Linked DNA regions of Homo sapiens: all the other regions are linked to region 4. Evidence: chromatin contacts called from ENCODE Hi-C or POLR2A ChIA-PET data. All regions are on one chromosome and are shown on one strand. Each heading gives the region's core, a stretch centred on a gene start or an enhancer-like site at or near the end of the contact. The rest is flanking DNA. Distances are from core to core; before and after follow the strand shown. Region 1 overlaps CREBBP (CREB binding lysine acetyltransferase). Region 2 holds the start of OR1F1 (olfactory receptor family 1 subfamily F member 1). Region 3 overlaps ADCY9 (adenylate cyclase 9). Region 4 holds the start of NLRC3 (NLR family CARD domain containing 3).

Region 1 (3,156 bases), core at 443-2,942, 280 kb before region 4:
TTAGGGTCCCAGGTGACAAAGAACTTTGAATAAGGACTGTCTAGGGTTTTTTGTTTTTGTTTTTGTTTTGAGACAGAATCTTGCTCTGTCACCCAGGCTGGAGTGCAGTGGCGCGATCTCGGCTCACGGTAGCCTCTGCCTCCCGAGTTCAGCAATTCTCCGGTGTCACCCTCCTAGGTAGCTAGGATTACAGGCACCCACCACCACGCTCAGCTAATTTTTGTATTTTTAGTAGAGATGAGGTTTCACCATGTTGGCCAGACGGGTCTTGATCTCCTGACCTCAGGTGATCTTCCTGCCTGGGCTTCCTAAAATACTGGAATTACAGGCATGAGCTACTGTGCCTGGCCCTGTCTTGCTTGGGTTTTTTAAATGGAAGGTAAATAGTAATCATTCAGCGAAGCAGGATGTTTTTTGATACCTGATACAGAGTACAGCCATCAAGTGCATTTGAGAATGAATAAAAAAGCTAAAATTTTATAATCAATTATGCAAAAGTAGATTTTACCTTTTCCAGGTAGCACTCTTGAATATTGTATTAAGTGCATTTTGATAAATCAGTATTTCCCTTCTGATTCACATTACAGTTTCTAAGGTTCTGTAATTTTTATTGCAGTTAGTTTAACCTGATACCATAGCTTGATTTATTTCCCCTTAATTCAAACTTTGAAGTTCATCATGTTTCCATGTTAAATGAACTTACTAAGCACATTTCCGTGTAAAAGAGTCCCCCTGGATGGACCCTTCTGTGACATGAAGAATATTTGTCCTGTAATTTAGCTTTCAAATAAGAGGCAAACTCTGAGCAGAACTTCAGAGGGAAAGGACACTGAGAAAAGACAGTTCCAAAGAGGCAGGGACGGAAGACAGCAAGGCAGGCAGGCAAAGCTGGCTGCTCTGCCGTGGGGAGCTTCAAGGGAAAAACTTCAAGATGGCAGGAGCCCCTCGGTAGGTACGAATTCGATACAGTGGGAAGGGCGTCACTTTGGTAGGTATGTGGATCTGATACAGTAGGAAGAACCCCACTAGAATGTCGTATATGAAGAATGGACTTCTTGGGGAAGGTCGTTGTTAATGTCCACTTAAATATCGTTCATCATACAAAACACAGCATATGACAGGAAAACAAGAAAACCCAAATTCTAAGCTCTAGTATAAATGTAAGTGCTGTGTTGAGGGTTTTAAGACAATTCGGTTTATTAAACCCAAATTTAATAACCCGAGATTGTGTCACTGCACTCCAGCCTGGGCGACAGAGCAAGCCTGCCTACCGTAGTGAGGCCCTTCCCACCGTATGGAACTTGTACCTACCCTGGGGCTCCTGCCATCTTGGAGCTTTTCCCTTGAAGTTCCCCACAGCAGAGCAGCCATCTCTGCCTGCCTGTCTTGCTGTCTTCTGTCCCTGCCTCTTTGGAGTTGTCAGTGTCCTTTTCCTCTAAACTTCTGCTCAGAGCCTCTTATTTGAAGCCTTTCCTACTTTTGTTCACTGCCTTATTCCACTTGGCTGTAAAATATGACATACGTGTTAATTTAAGTTTGTGGCTTGGTGTCCATTGGCTGTCTTCCTCAATTAGAGTACAGTCCTCTGGGGAGGCCGACTTCTATTCTATCTCAAACCCAGCCGGTCCTGCACCGAGTGAGGGCCCCTGAGCAGTGACTCGCTTCCTTCTCCTGGGGAGGAGAGGGTGGGGGCTGCCGGCCGAGCTCTCTGGCTCTTCAGCAGATCAGTGATTCTGAGGAGGGGCAAGACTTACTCAAGATAAGATCACTGTTCAGAATGAAGTACAACCTCATTGTTCTGTTCTAATTAGGGATTGGTGTGTCTGCATAAAAGAAGCCTGAATTACGGAAGATTTTAGAAGGAGGTTGCTTTAATTATTTCCTAATAGTCATTGTAAAAAAAAAAAAAAAAGTTAGATGTCTTTTGGGAACTTGTTTAAATGCCTAGATAAAAATTACTTACGATGGCATAAATATTAATAAAACAGCTTTTCTCTTTCTTTTTTTTTTTTTTTTTTGGTATAGAGAGTTGTTCCATTATATTTATTTGCATAATCCCCAAGAACTTTCAAAGCAAAGTAACCTTTAATTCTACTAGAATTGCCACAGATCAGCAGGGATGAGTTTATTAGCAAGTCACTACCATTGATAAGTGGCGGCTGTTGAGCGCCTGCTCTGTACCAACCCTGGAGTGCCAGGTTCTTAAAGGCTTTGGCTGGTTCAGCCCTCATAGGTGCCTTGGGAGATGGGATTGGGACAGTGATAGTAATGACTAATATTTTTTGAGTCCTTACTGCATGCCAAGCTCAGTGCTAAATGCTGTATGGTTTAATTCTTTCATCAACGATCCTGCGAAGCAGGTGCTACTGTCCTTTATTTTATTTTATTTATTTATTTTTTTGGGACAGAGTTTTGCCCTTGTTGCCCAGGCTGGAGTGCAATGGCGCGATCTCGGCTCACTGCAACCTCCCAGTGATTCTCCTGCCTCAGCTTCCCGAGTAGCTGGGGTTATAGGCACCTGCCACCACGCCCAGCTAATTTTTTGTAATTTTCAGTATTTTTAGTAGAGACAGGGTTTCACCATGTTGGCTAGGCTGGTTTCGAACTCCTGACCATAGGTGACCCACCTGTCTGCCTCCCAAAGTGCTGGGATTACAGGCATGAGCCACTGCACCCAGCTGTCCTTCCATTTTAGAGCTAAGGAGGGGTACACAGGGAGGCAGTAGCTGTGGTGACAGCTGTGATCTGAACCAGGGCTTGGTTGAGTACTCTTCTCACTACACCAGACTGCACTTCCTGTGTCCGTAGTGTCTAATTAGTAATAGATCAGTAAACACACCGAGAGCGTAGTGTGGCCTCCAGGTCATTTAACAATAATAATAACAACACTGTGAATCCTTCCACCACTCTCTAGATTCCTCATCTCTAGGAGTGAACTTTTCCAGGATGCTTTGCCCTTGCTGGATCAAGTTTTTTGTATGTAGTTTTTTTCCTTCAAATTTTGTTTTAATTAACAAATAAAAATTGTATGTATTTATCATATACAACATGATGTTTTGAAATATCTATACATTGTGGATTGGCTAAATTGAGCCAATTAACATGTGCATTACCTCTTCCTGTGTCCGTTAACTTAGAAATTAAAAATTCTTTTTG
Region 2 (2,979 bases), core at 120-2,619, 390 kb after region 4:
CGGACCCAGCAGGACCCAGTGAGTAGAATCTTATTTCAGACCCGCCTGGAAGGGGCAATTTCAAGTGAGGATGGGTGTGGCGGAAGCCCAGAGCCCCGGCCCCTCCTCCGCGACGCACAAAATGGGGAGCAGCCCTGGCGCTACCACAATCCAGAAGGGCCCTGGGTCCTCGCCCGCCACCGCCACTCGGCCTTGAGTTGGGGATTCGGCGTCTCCGAGGCGCGCAGTGAGGAGCTCCAGCTTCCGCAGGACATGGGAACCTCCCAATAGCAGGCAGCGGCTGCGCTGAGGGTCTGCGAGCCTCGATCACTGCAAGCTCGCCTTGGAAACGCTGCAGTCCCTCAGCGTGGCACCAATGGGTGTTCAATAAAGGCCTGACGGAGTGCACGAGACACCAGCTACCAGGCACCCTACCTCGCCGCACCTCACGCTTCTCCGGCTCCGGTCCTCCCTTCTCCCCAGGGAAGCCAAAACCCAGAAAGCGAGTTTCCCACGTGGGCCTCGAACCCTAAAGGCTGACGCTGAGAGTCTCTTTTCTCCATCGACTGAACCAGCCCCGCAGCGCCTGCCTGGCCTCAAGTGCCCAGGATGGCTGAGCTCTCGGAGAAGACGGCTTAGGCCACCAACTACGCTGCGCACCAGGGGCGATTCTGCGATGCGCCCCCTTGCCCTTCACTGGGGGGAGCTGGCGGGACCTCCAGTCCCCAGGACGTGAGGAGGAGCAAGAATGAAGGCCGTGGGGCAGCAGGCGTCGGGCATCGGTTCCGGGGCACCCTTTACTGTCACTCTGCCCTTCCCTGTATCCAGATTTCACCTGACTCCCGAGAATCCAGCAGATCTGGGCTAAAAGGGGCTCCCTGTCCCCTCCAGATCAAAGCCGCGAATTCCCTCGCTCTCAGTGGGAAGGCCCCGGGGTCTGGGGGTGGGGACAAGGGCCGAGACCCCCACCCCGCCAGGGCCGACTGAAGTGCTGCCCGCGGATGCCCGGTCTTCCCCGCCTCCCTCCTCTCACTCACTCCCCTCCCTTCTCCCCCGCTTCCGGTATTCTCCCCTTCTCCGAATAAACTGGAATTTTAAGCGGAGGAGGGCTCACCTGGGACTGGAGCAGCCATACTCTGGAATCCTAGAAAAAATTTATGCCCCTGTAGCGACCAATGAGCCCGGCGCATTCTTCCTTATTCTAAATAACCTCCTCCTGCTGCACGGGGTCGTCTCCTTTAACCGCAGTTGCCGCAGTTGGCAGCGCTGGATCCCATTTCACCAAGGCGAGCGATTCAGGCCCGTCCGTCTGCGTCCCGGGACCCCGGGAGGTCTCCACTGAGGCCCTGCCAATAGCAGCCTCCCTCCGCCTTCCTAGTCTCCTGTCCTTGCTGAAAATGCGAAATGGGAAAAAAGAGAAGGAAAAGGGGGCTCGTCCGGGATTTGAACCCGGGACCTCTCGCACCCAAAGCGAGAATCATACCCCTAGACCAACGAGCCGCCGCTTCCTTTTTTCTTTTTTCTTTTTTTTTTTTTTTTTTTCCTTTTTCTGGTGGGGGACACGTCCTTCCGTCCCTGACGCAGAGCGAGACTCTCTCCATCGCCCCAATAGCTCAGTCCTTAGCGCGCGCACCTGCGAATCTTGACTTGTGGGTTCGCGGCCACCCTCAGATTTCCGAGGCAGGCTTTACTCCTGCTGGGTAAACCAACAAGGTTACCCGCTGAGGTTATGAGCTGGTGGTTTCAATGTCGTGCTGGTATGATATATAGGTGCATTTGCCTATTACTAAGGTAAAAGGATTTCCAGGCAGGATAGAGATGTCAGAAATCATAAAGGAAATACACAGATTTTATCCAAGGTTTTAAAACGGCAAATGATAATCCAAAGAAAATACAATCGAAGTTACAAACTAAGGGCTTATTACTGGGCTACATAGATTTCGAATCCTTTAAAAAATTACATAGGCATATTTTTAAAAGACATTTAAGAAAAGAAATGAAGATCTATGACAAAAAAGGCTTCGTCTTCCTCACCTGGGACTATGGAGCATAAACGCTGCTTGCCGCAGCCTCTCTGGCTGGCAAGTGTAGCCTCGGGCTGGCCCTAAGGGCCATAGGTGGAAAACAACTGAGCCTTGAAGTGGAGACTGGAGAAAAAGAGATTGTCCTAGAGCTTGCATGGGAAGAGTTTCGGGACCCAGAAACTGGAAACATTGGATTTCCGTGACAAAGTTTGCCAAGTAGCAGTACATGGTGCAATGGGTGTGTCTGGAGGCTGGCGTGAGGCGTAAAAGGCAGCTGGGCCCGCTGCTTCAGTGACTTCCTTGAGACTCAAAGGAAGCCAAGGAGAACCCTGTCTACTCACCTGCAGGCATCTCTCCCGGTGTCTTATGTATTGTCTGCTCTGGAAGTCACAGAAAAGTGAAGGAGGCTGGGCGCGGTACCTCCCGCCGGTATTCCCAGCACTTTGGGAGGCCAAGGCGGGTGATCACTTGAAGCCAGGAATGCGAAACCAGCCTGGCCAACATGCCAGACCGCTGTCTCTACTAAAAATACAAAAATCAGCCTGGTATGGTGGCGCGTGCCTGTAGTCCCAGCTACTCAGGAAGCTGAGGCACGAGAATCGCTTGAACCCGGGAGATGGAGTTTAGAGTGAGCCCAGACTGCGCCACTGCCCTTCAGCCTGACAGGGTGAGACCCTGTCTAAAAAAAAAGAAAGAAAGAAAAAAAAAAAGGAAACAGAATAGAGTCCAACTGCTCATTCTCGTCAGTTACTGAATAGGGACTAGACTCTGCTGGTTTCCATGAACTAACTCATGCTGTTTTCTTTCTTTCTTTTTTTGAGACGGAGTTTTGCTCTTTTTCCCCGGGCTGGAGTGCAATGGGGTGATCTTGGCTCACCGCAACCTCTGCCTCCTGGGTTCAAGAGATTCTCCTGCCTCAGCCTCCCAAGTAGTTGGGATTACAGGCGTGTGCCACCATGCCAGGCTAATTGTTGTA
Region 3 (2,861 bases), core at 115-2,614, 380 kb before region 4:
TGACGTCACCCGCGGGGGCTCCCCCTGCACATTTGCACACGATCCGGAGAGCCGAAGGCCGCGTGCTTCCTGTCACATGGGCTGTAATCATTTGTAGTTTCCAAAGACACGTCTGCATTTGAATTTCTAGATTTTCGAGGTAAGGAGTTTTTTTTAATTGGTTGTTTGGAAAATCACATCATGCCTAGAATCTGAAATTGAATTAGCAAGAACCGACTGTTTGCATTTTCCATATATCCTTTTATCTGCTCTTTTTAAATTGTTAATTCTAATAATTTCAAAATGCATTCACTGAAGAAATGGACATTAAAATATTCTAAAATTTAAATATATGATGCCTGGTGTTTTCTTATTGAAAAGATGAGCACTGCTTCAGAGAGGAGGGCGGTCTTCCTTGGACAGCTCGTGTTTTCTGCGATCTGTGGCTCACCTGGGTGGGTTTGCCTTTCTTTCACGTCATGACTTCAGAAACAGGGCAAGTAGAAAACCCTGTTTGTGTTTATGTTATTTTTTTAATTGGATCTATTTGCTCCAGTTAACTTGAGTTGAAAAGTATTTATTTTTACACAGAATTTTTTAAACAATAAAAGTAAGGTTGCAGGACAAGTTTTGCTTGTGAGATTTTCCCTGTCAGGCCTCCTAAATAGTTTTCTGCAACATCCTTAGAGAAGGAATTGAGGGGGAAAAAGTAGGTTTTCTGAAAAGGAAAGAGTGATTGCAGGTACACAGATCACTGGGGTCCCAGGTGTTTTGAGGAAGTCACAAAGCCCCTTCAGAATCTGTTTAAAGTCATAGAGCCTCTTCCCAGAAAAACACACATGCCATTTTCTACACTTCTTGGGAGTTCACCACACTCCCGCATCTGAGGCCAAACTATGGATCTTCCAGGGGTTAGAGCCCCTTCCCCTGTAGGGGTTTTCCTGATGAGTTATTTTTTTTTTAATTTTTATTTATTTAGACAGAGTCTCACTCTGTCACCCAGGCTGGAGTGCCGTGGTGCGATCTCAGCTCACTGCAACCTCTGCCTCCTGGGTTCAATCAATTCTCGTGCCTCAGCCTCCCTAGCAGCTGGGATTACAGGCATATACCACCACACCCGGGTAATTTTCATATTTTTAGTAGAGACAGGGTTTCACCATGTTGGCCAGACTGGTCTCGAACTCCTGGCCTCAAGTGATCCGTGCGCCTCAGCCTCCCGAAGTGCTGGGATTACAGGCATGAGCCACTGTGCCCGGCCTGGTAAGTTAAGTATTTATGACCAACTTCAGGGCACAAAGATTCTTTTGTAGACTCCACAAAGGGAGCTGAATTCATGGCTTCTGGTGGTTGCTCATGGACTTGCGGGGGTGCAGCCTCCAGCTGATTCTCTGCTGGAGCCCGGGGCCAATGAGGTTGCTGTTTGATGAGGTCACTCTCCTCCCGAGTCGCCACTGCAGGCCTCCCTGGTCACCTTTCCAGCTTAGGGAATAACCCGTCCTTGCTGCCTTGAGGGTCTTGTAAGAATGGAGGTTTTGTTCGGTTTTTTTTTTTTTGGAGACAGGGTCTCATTTTGTCACCCAGGCTGGAGTGCAGTGACCATCAGGGCTCACTGCAGCCTTGACCTGCCCTGACTCAGGTGATCCTCCCACCTCAGCCTCCTGAGTAGCTGGGACTACAGGTGCGCAACACCATGCCCAGCTAATTTTTGTATTTTTTTGCAGAGACGGGGTCTTGCCATGTTGGCCAGGCTGTTCTCGAACTCCTGGGTTCAAGTGATCCGTCCTCCTCAGCCTCCCAAAGTGCTGGGATTACAGGCATGAGCCACCGCGCCCAGCCAGAACGTGGGTCTTTCTACTAGAAAGGGCACCCAGTGACTTAGAGGATTTCTCAAACAGCCAAGAAAGGCAGCCTCTAATTTTTGCAATCAGCCCCAGAACTGATCATTTGTGGTTTCTCTTTCATCTGAAATCTTGTTCACATGGTTGCTTTTCCCCCACTGTGGGAATCTATGGCTGTGGCCACCTGGAATAGATCCCGCGTACTGGGAAAGTGAAACTAACCGGAGAAAGCCAAGAGGAAGCGATTAAGAAAAAGTACACACTTGCACGCAATGGACATGTACATTTAAAATCTTCCCAAGTGTCTATTTTTATACAGTTCCTTTTTAAAAATTGTTTTTTTAAATATCATGACTCTAAAGAGTTGTTAATGAATATTAGAGTAATTTAAGCTTAGGGAATTCTCGTATCCCTGCTGGCCCTGAAAGTCTGAAGGAGATGTGAGTTAAGTAATCCGCGTGCCTGTTAGAGTCTCAGTCAACAGCGGGGATTCTTCATTGTTTTTTTTCCGGGGTGGGGACAGGTTTGGCTCGCAAAGGCTTTGATAGTTTGATGAAGGTTATGGTTACTTTGTCCAGAAAAAATGCACATAAAAACAACTTTTGATTTTTTGTTGTTGTTGTTTCGTTGCTTGGTTTTTTTGAGACAGAGTCTGGCTCTCTCGCCCAGGCTGGAGTGCAGTGGTGCGATCTCAGCTCACTGCAACCTCCGCCTCCCAGGTTCAAGTGATTCTTCTGCCTCAGTTACCTGAGTAGCTGGGATTACAGGTGCTCGTGCCACCATGCCTGGCTAACTTTTGTATTTTTAGTAGAGACAGAGTTTCACCACGTTGGCCAGGCTGGTCTCAAACTCCAGACCTCAGGTGATCCACTTGCCTCAGCCTCCCTAAGTGCTGGGATTACAGAAGTGAGCCACCGTGCCCGGCCAAATCTTTTGATTTTATATATAATTTCAGGAGTCCACGAATGCAAATAGAGTGCCCCTGATCCACGGTAACCAGAGGAGAGATGACTTTTCATTCCAACTCTCTGCAGATGAGGTTTC
Region 4 (3,036 bases), core at 211-2,710:
GAGGGAGAGGAAGGAGGGACAAAAGAAGGTAGGCAGGCAGGGGAATGTGCAGGAGCACTTCTGGTCTGCTGCCTCAGTTCCCTCCCCCCCATCACCCACACAGGCTCTGGGGAACCAGCTAACCCTCCTACCTCCCCTGAGCCACAAGCTGCTCTATGAGTCCAGACCCACTACTCTCCTGCTCTACAACCATTGCTGGCTCCCACTTGCTTGCTGAGGAAAATTCAGACCCCAGGACCCCTGTCCCTTGGCTCCCACCTTGTCACCTCCTTCCCTCAGTGGCCCCATGTTGCTTGCTCCCTGTCCCCAGCGGATGTCCCATACTTTATTGTAATTTTTCTCATGTGGCTTGCTCTGGGCCATGTCCTTCCCCCTCACGCCCTTCCCTGTCAGGGCAGGCCACCCACTGAGGTCCACTTCCAGGGGCCGAGTGCGATCTCCTGCCGCGGACGGCAACATTCTGCTGTTTCCTCTTAGGGTACAGGTGACCTGCCTCTGGGGAGCCCTTTGCTCACAGGAAGATGTTATGGGGCACAGCTGAGTCAGAGGTGCCTACTGGGTGACAGAGAGAAAAGAAAGCAAGAGGTGTTAAAAGAGGGAGCACAGTGGCTCACACCTGTTATCTCCGTGTTTTGGGAGGCCAAGGCAGGAGGATCACTTGAGCCCCAGGAGGTAGAGGCTACAGTGAGCCGAGATCACACCACTGCACTCCAGTCTGGGTGACAGAGCAAGATCCTGTCTCAAAAAATAAATAGGCTGGGCGCAGTGGCTCACGCCTGTAATCCCACCCCTTTGGGAAGCCAAGGTGGGTGGATCACCTGAGGTCAGGCGTTCAAGACCAGCCTGGCCAACATGGCAAAGCCCCTCCTCTGCTAAAAATACAAAAATTAGCGGGGCATGGTGGCGCATGCCCGTAATCCCAGCTACTCAGGAGGCTGAGGCAGGAGAATCTCTTGAACCTGGGAGGGGGAGGTTGCAGTGAGCCGAGATCGTGCCATTGCACTCCAGCCTGGGCAACAGAGCGAGACTCTGTCTCAAATAAATAAATTAAATAAATAAATAAGGAGAGCCACAGGGGTGGCCTGGAGGTGGCAGGGCACAGTCCAGTCCTGCTGGGGTCACCCTCTAGTTGCGTGACCTCAGGCTGCTCACTTGATTTCCTGACCACCCGCCTGAAAACAAGCATTTGTTGATGGCGGGGCAGCTTCCTTTGTGGCGGGATGGAGGTGATGTGTCAACAGCCTTGGCACCAGCCACTTTATCCTGAGCATGCCACCTGCAGGGACACTTAATCCCAGAGTCAAGACCCCCAGCATCGCCCCCGCACTTAACTTGCACGGGGGCGGTGACCAAGCCAGGGTGCCCCGGCTCCTCGATGTGTCTGCGAGGCTGTTGGCTGTTGAAATCAGACAGGAAGGAAGAATGAGGTGGAGCCCAGCACAGGAAGAGGTGAGGACCCGGAGCCACAGGGACAGCCGGTGGGCTCGGTGGGGCTGCAGAAGGTCGGGGCTGCACTGCTCTCGGCCCCCACACGGTTGGTTGGTTGGCGTGGTAAGTGCCCTGATCCCTGGTCCTGAGAACTCAGGCTGGCACAGGGATTCCCAGGGCATCTACCACCACGCAGCTGGAGCAGGGCTGAGCCCAGGAGCATGGAGATGGACGCCCCCAGGCCCCCCAGTCTTGCTGTCCCTGGAGCAGCATCGAGGCCCGGGAGGTAAGTTGGGTCCAGGTGACCTCAGTGCAGGGCAGGGGAGGGAGAAGGGATGCTGGCAGGAAGGACAGTGGCCTTAAGGCCTGAGCTACTCTGGGGAGGGGGACTGGGGAGACTCCACGAGACTCCAAGAAGCTGTCTCCTGGGGCAGGACTGGCTCATGCTGTAGAAAAAAGAGATGTGGCCAGGCACGGTGGCTCACGCCTGTAATCCCAACACTTTGGGAGGCCAAGGTGGGCGGATCACTTGAGGTCAGGACTTTGAGACTAGCCTGGCCAACATGGTGAAACCCCATCTCTACTAAAAATAAAAAATAAATTAGCCAGGCATGTTGGCAGACGCCTGTAATCCCACCCAGCTAGTCGGGAGGCTGAGGCAGGAGAACCGCTTGAACCCGGGAGGCGTAGGTTGCAGTGAGCCGAGATCGAGCCACTGCACTCAATCCTGGGTGACAAAGCGAGACTGTCTCCAAAACAAAACAAAACAAAACAAAAAAGAAAAGAAAAAACAGGTAACTAAGAATGGCCCAGGACAGGTCCCAGGGACAAAACCCAGCTCCCCCAGGTACCAGTGATGGCCCAGGAGAAGCAGGAAGCATCTTGAAGGTGCTGCGGGCAGGCAGTGGTGATGCTGAGCCACGGCCTGGGGAATCGGCAGACCTGGGCACCCTTCCTGGCACTGGGACCCCCCATGGGAGGCTACTTCTCTGGGCCTCAGCACCCCACCTGTAGATGGAGGTGACAGCACAGGAGGGGCGAGGTCATGAGGGGCAGGGAGGGTGCAGGCGCCGCCCCCAGGCGAGTGGGCAGCCCCAGGGCCTCTCCTGCCCACAGCCTTGGGTGAGACAAGGGTCGAGAGAGACGGCAACCGCAGAGGCCTTCTCGGAAGAAGTGCCACTGCCCTGGGCCAGCCTGGGTGTTGGCTGCAGGGTCTTCCCCTATGGCCAGGCTCCAGAGGCCCTGGTGTTTTTCTGGACCCCTCCCTGGAGGTGACCCTGAGCCTGGGGCTCACTGTTGGCCATCACAGGCTGCAGGCTGCACCCCTCTTCTTCTGTCCCAGGGTGCTGGGCTCCCCAGGGCTGGGCCTCTCCACCCCTTGGACTCCAGGGGTCCATGCAGTGAGCAGGGTAGGGCCCTGAGGTGCAGGTGCCACTTCCTTCTTCCTTCGGGAAGGCTTTTGAGCTCAAGTGATGATGCTGGGGCCACCTCGAGAGAACCGAGTCCTGAATTCCAAGGCCCTGGGAGGGGGCAGGGGCAGGATGTGGGAAGAGAGGAGCATCCAAGCAGCCGTGGTGGGAGATACTGGCAGCCCAGGTAGGCAGCCAG

What was found. A loop is a pair of places that touch in the nucleus more often than their neighbours do. ChIA-PET counts read pairs that join two places held with the same protein, here RNA polymerase II (POLR2A). Pooled maps may share reads with other maps.
Region 1: a loop to region 4 is called in a pooled map, with 4 times the contacts of the local background. The contact joins the enhancer-like site here to the promoter of NLRC3 in region 4. A Hi-C loop is called at or near these places in 4 of 37 single-sample maps with no recorded cell type and 3 of 50 pooled maps. POLR2A ChIA-PET finds 5 or more read pairs at or near these places in 1 of 52 experiments (activated naive CD4-positive, alpha-beta T cell).
Region 2: a loop to region 4 is called in a map with no recorded cell type, with 4 times the contacts of the local background. The contact joins the promoter of OR1F1 here to the promoter of NLRC3 in region 4. A Hi-C loop is called at or near these places in 4 of 37 single-sample maps with no recorded cell type and 2 of 50 pooled maps.
Region 3: a loop to region 4 is called in a pooled map, with 2.0 times the contacts of the local background. The contact joins the enhancer-like site here to the promoter of NLRC3 in region 4. A Hi-C loop is called at or near these places in 1 of 50 pooled maps. POLR2A ChIA-PET finds 5 or more read pairs at or near these places in 2 of 52 experiments (AG04450 and activated CD8-positive, alpha-beta memory T cell).

The regions. Positions count from the first base shown.
Region 1 is chr16:3,860,515-3,863,670 of GRCh38, reverse strand. All of the region lies in intron 1 of CREBBP (CREB binding lysine acetyltransferase), which reads left to right. Among named protein-coding and RNA genes, the nearest start is that of CREBBP, 19 kb to the left of the region's middle. Within about 2 kb of position 1,692, at least 8 of the 41 ENCODE cell types and tissues checked have a DNase peak (open chromatin) inside an H3K27ac peak, as active enhancers do.
Region 2 is chr16:3,186,594-3,189,572 of GRCh38, reverse strand. OR1F1 (olfactory receptor family 1 subfamily F member 1) reads right to left here and starts at 1,369. Exons shown (of 4, transcript NM_001370640.6): 1 at 1,094-1,369. It overlaps TRP-TGG3-5 (tRNA-Pro (anticodon TGG) 3-5), which reads right to left and starts at 1,479; the gene lies at 1,408-1,479.
Region 3 is chr16:3,960,120-3,962,980 of GRCh38, reverse strand. ADCY9 (adenylate cyclase 9) reads left to right here. Exons shown (of 11, transcript NM_001116.4): 11 at 1-328. Among named protein-coding and RNA genes, the nearest start is that of TRIDDENT, 11 kb to the right of the region's middle. RefSeq lists an enhancer at 938-1,437. Within about 2 kb of position 1,364, at least 18 of the 41 ENCODE cell types and tissues checked have a DNase peak (open chromatin) inside an H3K27ac peak, as active enhancers do.
Region 4 is chr16:3,575,827-3,578,862 of GRCh38, reverse strand. NLRC3 (NLR family CARD domain containing 3) reads left to right here and starts at 1,460. Exons shown (of 20, transcript NM_178844.4): 1 at 1,460-1,714. LOC105371060 (a long non-coding RNA gene) reads right to left here and starts at 1,360. Exons shown (of 2, transcript XR_001752061.3): 1 at 1-1,360. RefSeq lists enhancers at 117-296, 327-376.